2 separate regions of the Homo sapiens genome follow, and region 1 is linked to region 2. The links are chromatin contacts, found by Hi-C or POLR2A ChIA-PET in ENCODE. All regions are on one chromosome and are shown on one strand. The core of a region is the stretch at or near the end of the contact, and the rest is flanking DNA. Distances in the headings are between cores, read along the strand shown. Region 1 has its middle 120 kb from the start of LINC02458. Region 2 overlaps POC1B-DUSP6 (POC1B-DUSP6 readthrough).

Evidence for each region. Hi-C counts contacts between places; a loop is a spot of excess contacts on that map. ChIA-PET counts read pairs that join two places held with the same protein, here RNA polymerase II (POLR2A). Pooled maps may share reads with other maps.
Region 1: a pooled map shows a loop between it and region 2 (2.6-fold over the local background). The contact joins two enhancer-like sites. A Hi-C loop is called at or near these places in 3 of 168 maps with a recorded cell type or tissue (A673, left cardiac atrium and naive thymus-derived CD4-positive, alpha-beta T cell) and 8 of 50 pooled maps. POLR2A ChIA-PET finds 5 or more read pairs at or near these places in 1 of 52 experiments (endothelial cell of umbilical vein).

Annotation. Positions count from the first base shown.
Region 1 is chr12:89,134,848-89,137,547 of GRCh38, forward strand. No RefSeq gene overlaps it. Among named protein-coding and RNA genes, the nearest start is that of LINC02458, 120 kb to the left of the region's middle. Within about 2 kb of position 1,289, at least 3 of the 41 ENCODE cell types and tissues checked have a DNase peak (open chromatin) inside an H3K27ac peak, as active enhancers do.
Region 2 is chr12:89,460,427-89,463,169 of GRCh38, forward strand. All of the region lies in intron 9 of POC1B-DUSP6 (POC1B-DUSP6 readthrough), which reads right to left. The region is part of intron 9 of POC1B (POC1 centriolar protein B); the gene reads right to left. Among named protein-coding and RNA genes, the nearest start is that of GALNT4, 63 kb to the right of the region's middle. Within about 2 kb of position 1,370, at least 3 of the 41 ENCODE cell types and tissues checked have a DNase peak (open chromatin) inside an H3K27ac peak, as active enhancers do.

The sequences.
Region 1 (2,700 bases), core at 39-2,538, 330 kb before region 2:
CCATTTTAGAAGCCAGTCTCTACACTGTTTTAAAATTTACTTTAAAGAAGGACCTGGGAAACTCTGGGATTTCTAAATAGACAATACTTGCTCATTGTTCCAGAACCATCTTACAGGCGTTCATTACTTTTTCTGATATTTATTTGAAACTTGAGGCTTAAAAATAACATCTAGTCGTCAGATGGAAGCTTCAATGTACTCTTTCATTATGTAAGTACTAAGGATGATACAAACAAAAAAAAATGCAGGCTAAGGTCATGGCTTTTTACAGTGTACAATTGAGGTTCAAGAGAAAATTTATAGCACTAAACCTGGGTGACATTCTTCCATGATGCACTAGTCCACCCAATTGAATTTTTCATGACTGGCATCCGTTTTGATTGGTTGGAATATGTGCTATGTTAATGGTTAAGTATTTTACCATCTAGCTCAATTCTTTATTTCAAAAATACATCAAGCCTCAAAGAAGTTCAATGATTTTTCCCGGAGTCATACAGATATTAGATAGCCAAGAGTGGGTCTGGTCATTTGAATTCTACTTCAATATCCTTTTCACTAACATATAATCATCCAATTATGTGCAACCATGACCTATGTTCTATTAAGACCCCACTGTTACGATAACAAAAGAAGGGCCTTATAAATCAATATCATAGCTTAATTATTTTATAGCATTTAACATACCGTAAAAACACATAGACTGTTATAGCTTATAATAAACACAAATATCTTTTCTCTGACCATAGCATAATAGAAACTAAGCTCAGAAGGATTTATCTAGGAACAAAAGAAGGAAATTGAAATGTACTAGTTTCTCTGGATTTAGTCCTGATTGTCACTGATAATTCTGTGACTTTGTGCATGTCCTTAGTTTTCACATAGGAAACTGGGCAAGTCTAAAAGATAGGTGCTTCAGTGAGATTCTCAGGTGAGTGGTTGAATTAGGTGACAATTAAGATCCATTTCAACACTGAGATTATATTATTACCTGATCTGTATACCAGGAAATTAATTTAAAAGACCCTCCTCACTGACCCTATCAAGGAGCCCTACTTCCAGCACAGATGATCACAGTGAATTCCACCCACAAAGCAGCTCTGATACGGAGAAAACCAACTCACAATTTCTAACAAGCCATTGTAGCAAAGACTGTTTGCCTTCCACCAATATTTATGTGCTCCTTCTTTTTACTATTAATAATATAATTCCCCACCCAAATTTTCACTAGGTTCAAAGCTTTCCAACTTTAGATGGCAATTCCTAGGCTCTCTTGCAACTGGGTGTGGTTTTGTGACTAAGTTCTGACTAACAACCTGTGAGCCAGAAATGATGTGTTAAGGGTTCTTGTAGATTTTGCCCTTAACTAGAAGAGATGTGCCCTTCACTTCCTCTTTTCCCCTTCTCACCAGCTAGAGAAGAGTTGCTATAGCCAATTTGGACACAGAGATGGAAGCTGTGTGTTAAATATAACAGAGTTAATATAACAGCCCTGCATTGCCTATTCTGGACAGACACATGAGGGAGAAACTTATTTTGTTTAAGCCACTGCACCATGAGTCTCTATTTTAACAGCTTAGATGTTTTGCCCAATGGCACAGTTATAGTGAGTTCTGCCATGGAATACAAATGAGGACTCCAAGAAGAATGCATCAGTCTTAGATTCTATTCAGTATTACCTGCCTACAGCATTCCAGTTCCACTTACACAGAAATACTTTTAATCATAAACTAAGACATCTCAAGCTTCAGAATTTATAGGAAGATTTGCTGATTCCTAGGGCCAATGACAGTTTTAACCCAATATATGCTTTAAAATAATTAATGGTAGAATGAGTCTTTACAGTTAACATATTGTAGTCAAATATTACTTTTCAAAAATTCCAATGTCAATAAATAGTCCTTCACTACAGAAACACAGTGCTTTAAATAAAAACAGTAGGGTCACCAGAAACAAAGTTGTCAGTGTTGGGTTGCTATAGCTACCAGGTTATCTTTATAAAAGTGTGTCTTCAAATGGAAGAGATTTGTGAATCCTGAAATCCCAGGAATGTGAGGACCAGAATCTGCTAAGTTTTCTGCCAGCATACTACCAGAATTATCCACAAAAGTTTCACTTACTGGTCAGTTCACTGCCACGTCTCTCCTTCAATGCTGGGCCAATTTAGAAATCATTATGTCAGTATTGTTAAATCAAGTTTTGTCTAAAGCTGCCTCCTTACATATTTTAAGTTTGCCCTAAAGTTTTTTCTGTATATCATAAACTATAACCTATGGAGTTCTATACAGACTCTAGTATACTCTTGTACCAATAACCGAGTTTTGGCCAATCAAAAGTGGCCAGCTGTCCAAACTGTGTTCAAATGAGACAAACATCGAGCTGTAACCAATCTGGATGTTTCTGTATCTCACTTCCATTTTCTGTATGTCACTTTCCTTTTTCTGTCCATAAATCTTCTTCCACCACGTGGCTGCACCGGAGTCTCTGAGCCCACTCTGGCTCGGGAGGCTGCCTGATTTGCAAATCATTCTTTGCCCAATTAAACTATTTTAAATTTAATTTGGCTAAAGTTTTTTTTAACAGTATGTAAGCCAAGACCTGATATTCTAAAACACCTGCTTAACAATAAAGAACGAGCCGAATTTGTGCGGTATATTTCTATACCTTGGAACACTACTCAACAATAAAAAAGAATGAAATAAT
Region 2 (2,743 bases), core at 120-2,619:
ATATTCGTAATGAGAAAAGTGAAATTAAAGCAAAATACCACTTAATACCTATTAGACTGCAAAAACTAGAAAGCTCAATGACGCCAACACTGTTTGTAGCAGCATTGTTTGTAATGGCCAAAAAACTATTGGAAGTACCCTAAGTGTCTATCAACAGTTAAACAGGCTGTAAGAATTACTACAGTGACAAATTCACTGGAATGCAATACAGCAGTGAAAACAATTTATGAATGCATGAATTCAGAATTCATATGTATGAATCTCAGGACTTTAATGTTAAATTAAAAAGTAAGTTACGGAAAATATACATTCAATATAATTCCATTTACATAAAGTTCAAACTCATTCAAAATTAAACAATAATTATAGATTCAAATATATAAAGTTACAAAGAAAAGCAACAGAATGATTACCTAGAGTGGTGACTAACTTTGAGGGAGGCTATTTCAGAATTTGAAAAGACATAAAAATTAAAAATAAAATTGAAACATTATGAATACAAAGAAGTAAACAAAGAGCAACAAAGATAGCAGAGTTTTATATCAAATGAATGGTACCAATAAGTGTACTAACGAACCTTAAAGAAGAAACTATTGACTGAGCGCTTATCAGGAGTGTCCAATCTTTGGCTTTCCCTGGGCCACATTGGAAGAATTGTCTTGGGCCACACATAAAATACACTAACATTAATGATAGCTGATGAGCTAAAAAAAAAAAAATTGCAAAAATATCTCATAATGTTTTAAGACAGTTTACGAATTTGTGTTGGGCTGGATTCAAAGCCAGCATGTGACCTGTGGGCTGGACAAGCTTGGCTTAGACAGTGAGAAAGACTTCCTATGGAGGAAACACGGCATATGACGGCTCTTTAATAAAAGATCTAGAAAACAAAAACAGAGAGGGAGATGAGTAAAAGAGCATTCTTCATGGCATAGTGGAAGAATGCTGACATACTTTCACACAGGGTTAGAAAGAAGATTGTCAAGGGTCAAATTGTGAAGGGTGAAGGAATTTGGGAAGGCACAGAAAGTTGGAAGCTACAATGTGCTGAATTGAAAGAGTAATCTGACAGACACATAAAGTGTCATGAATACATTAGGGACGGCAGTGAGGACACTACAGCGTTAATCCAGGTCTGTAGTGATGAAGACTTGGCCAGTGATAAGAGGAGTGGAATAATTTTTAAAGCACTTACCATGCTTGATGGGTATGGCTGTAGTTTTAGAAACAGTAAAATCATTTTATAATTATCCAGCCAGTGTGTTAAAGGGGAGATATAACTGCAATGCTATAGTAAAGAAGGAATAAAGCTGTGCATGGTAAGGATGAGGGGCAATCAGCTCAGCTAGCCAAAACCGTTATCTCTTCCTGGCTGTCCCATAAAGCAGAAATCAAACACAGCCTCCTGCCATTAACTCTAAGTCCAGAGTTGAGGTAAAGAACAGAAATGTGAGAGTGACTTGTTTTCCTTTTAATCTTAAGACTCCCTGTCCAGAGACTGCTTGCATACGTTTTATTCTCTTTTATCTACTGCCACCTAGTGTAGACAGAAAATTATTTACCTAGAAAATACAATCTAGTTGCACCATCTGAAATTGAAACTGCTCAAGAAATCTAAATCACGTAGAGTCAGCACCTGTCATTAAAAAAAATCCTTGACCTACAAGTTGGGAAACAAGTCCTGATGTAATTAACAGTATTTAACTGCGTAAGTTGCTGCCACATAAGTTAAATAGAGCTGGAAGTTCTTACTAAGTAACATTTATAGTCCTCTCCATAAAGAAAATATGCTGAGGGGGTGATATGGTTAAATTCTTTGCTAGCTAACTCTCAGGAATACTAACAGTACCTTGTAGCTCCTGATATTTATTAAAGGGAAGAATATGTTAATAATTAGAGCTGCCTTGAAATGAAGTGGGCTGCCTATGAGAGGCCAAGTTCTCCATGGCTGAACAAGGGTATATAACTGGGACTAATGAATGAGGTAAAGGTTAGCCTGTATGACCTCAAAGGTACCATCCCACATCCCCCATTGAGGTTCTCTGTGTCCATGATACTGAGGAGTCCACGAACATAAAACCTCTACTAATAAATTCCATAAGCCTTCACTAGACTACAAGCTTCTAAAGAGCAAGGAGTATGCCCATCTTGTTCACTGCTGCATACTCTAAAGCTAGTACAACGTCCAGCACACAGATACTTTAATATCTGTTAACAGGATAAAATGTAATTTTGTTTATATTGAAGCATTACATCAAAGTGGTTAAAAACACAGAATGGAACCAGAGTGCCTGGGTTGAAATTCTACTGCTGCCACTTACTAACTTTAAGATTTAACTAACATAGACCTCAATTTCTCATGGGATAATAGTGGTACTTATTTCACCGAGATTTTAGGAATATTAACTTAATTTGTATAAAACACTTAGAACAGTCTTGTATAACTGTTAGACTTTATCATCATGTAATGAACATTTACTGAGGCCTGAAACAGTATAAACATATACCCCAGTTAGAAGTAGAATACAAAATGGATAGACAAGTGGTCATTTTAAAAAATCATAAATGGTGATGTTTTCAACCTTATTAGAAGATTGAGATAAAAACCCAATCTCAGACTTAAAAACTTAAATTGATCACTTGTACTTTTCAACAATGAATCATGGTCAGACTATCACAAAATATTATTATATAAATATTTGGTTAAGGTAAAGGACATTTTCCTTCCTGCTAAATATCATAC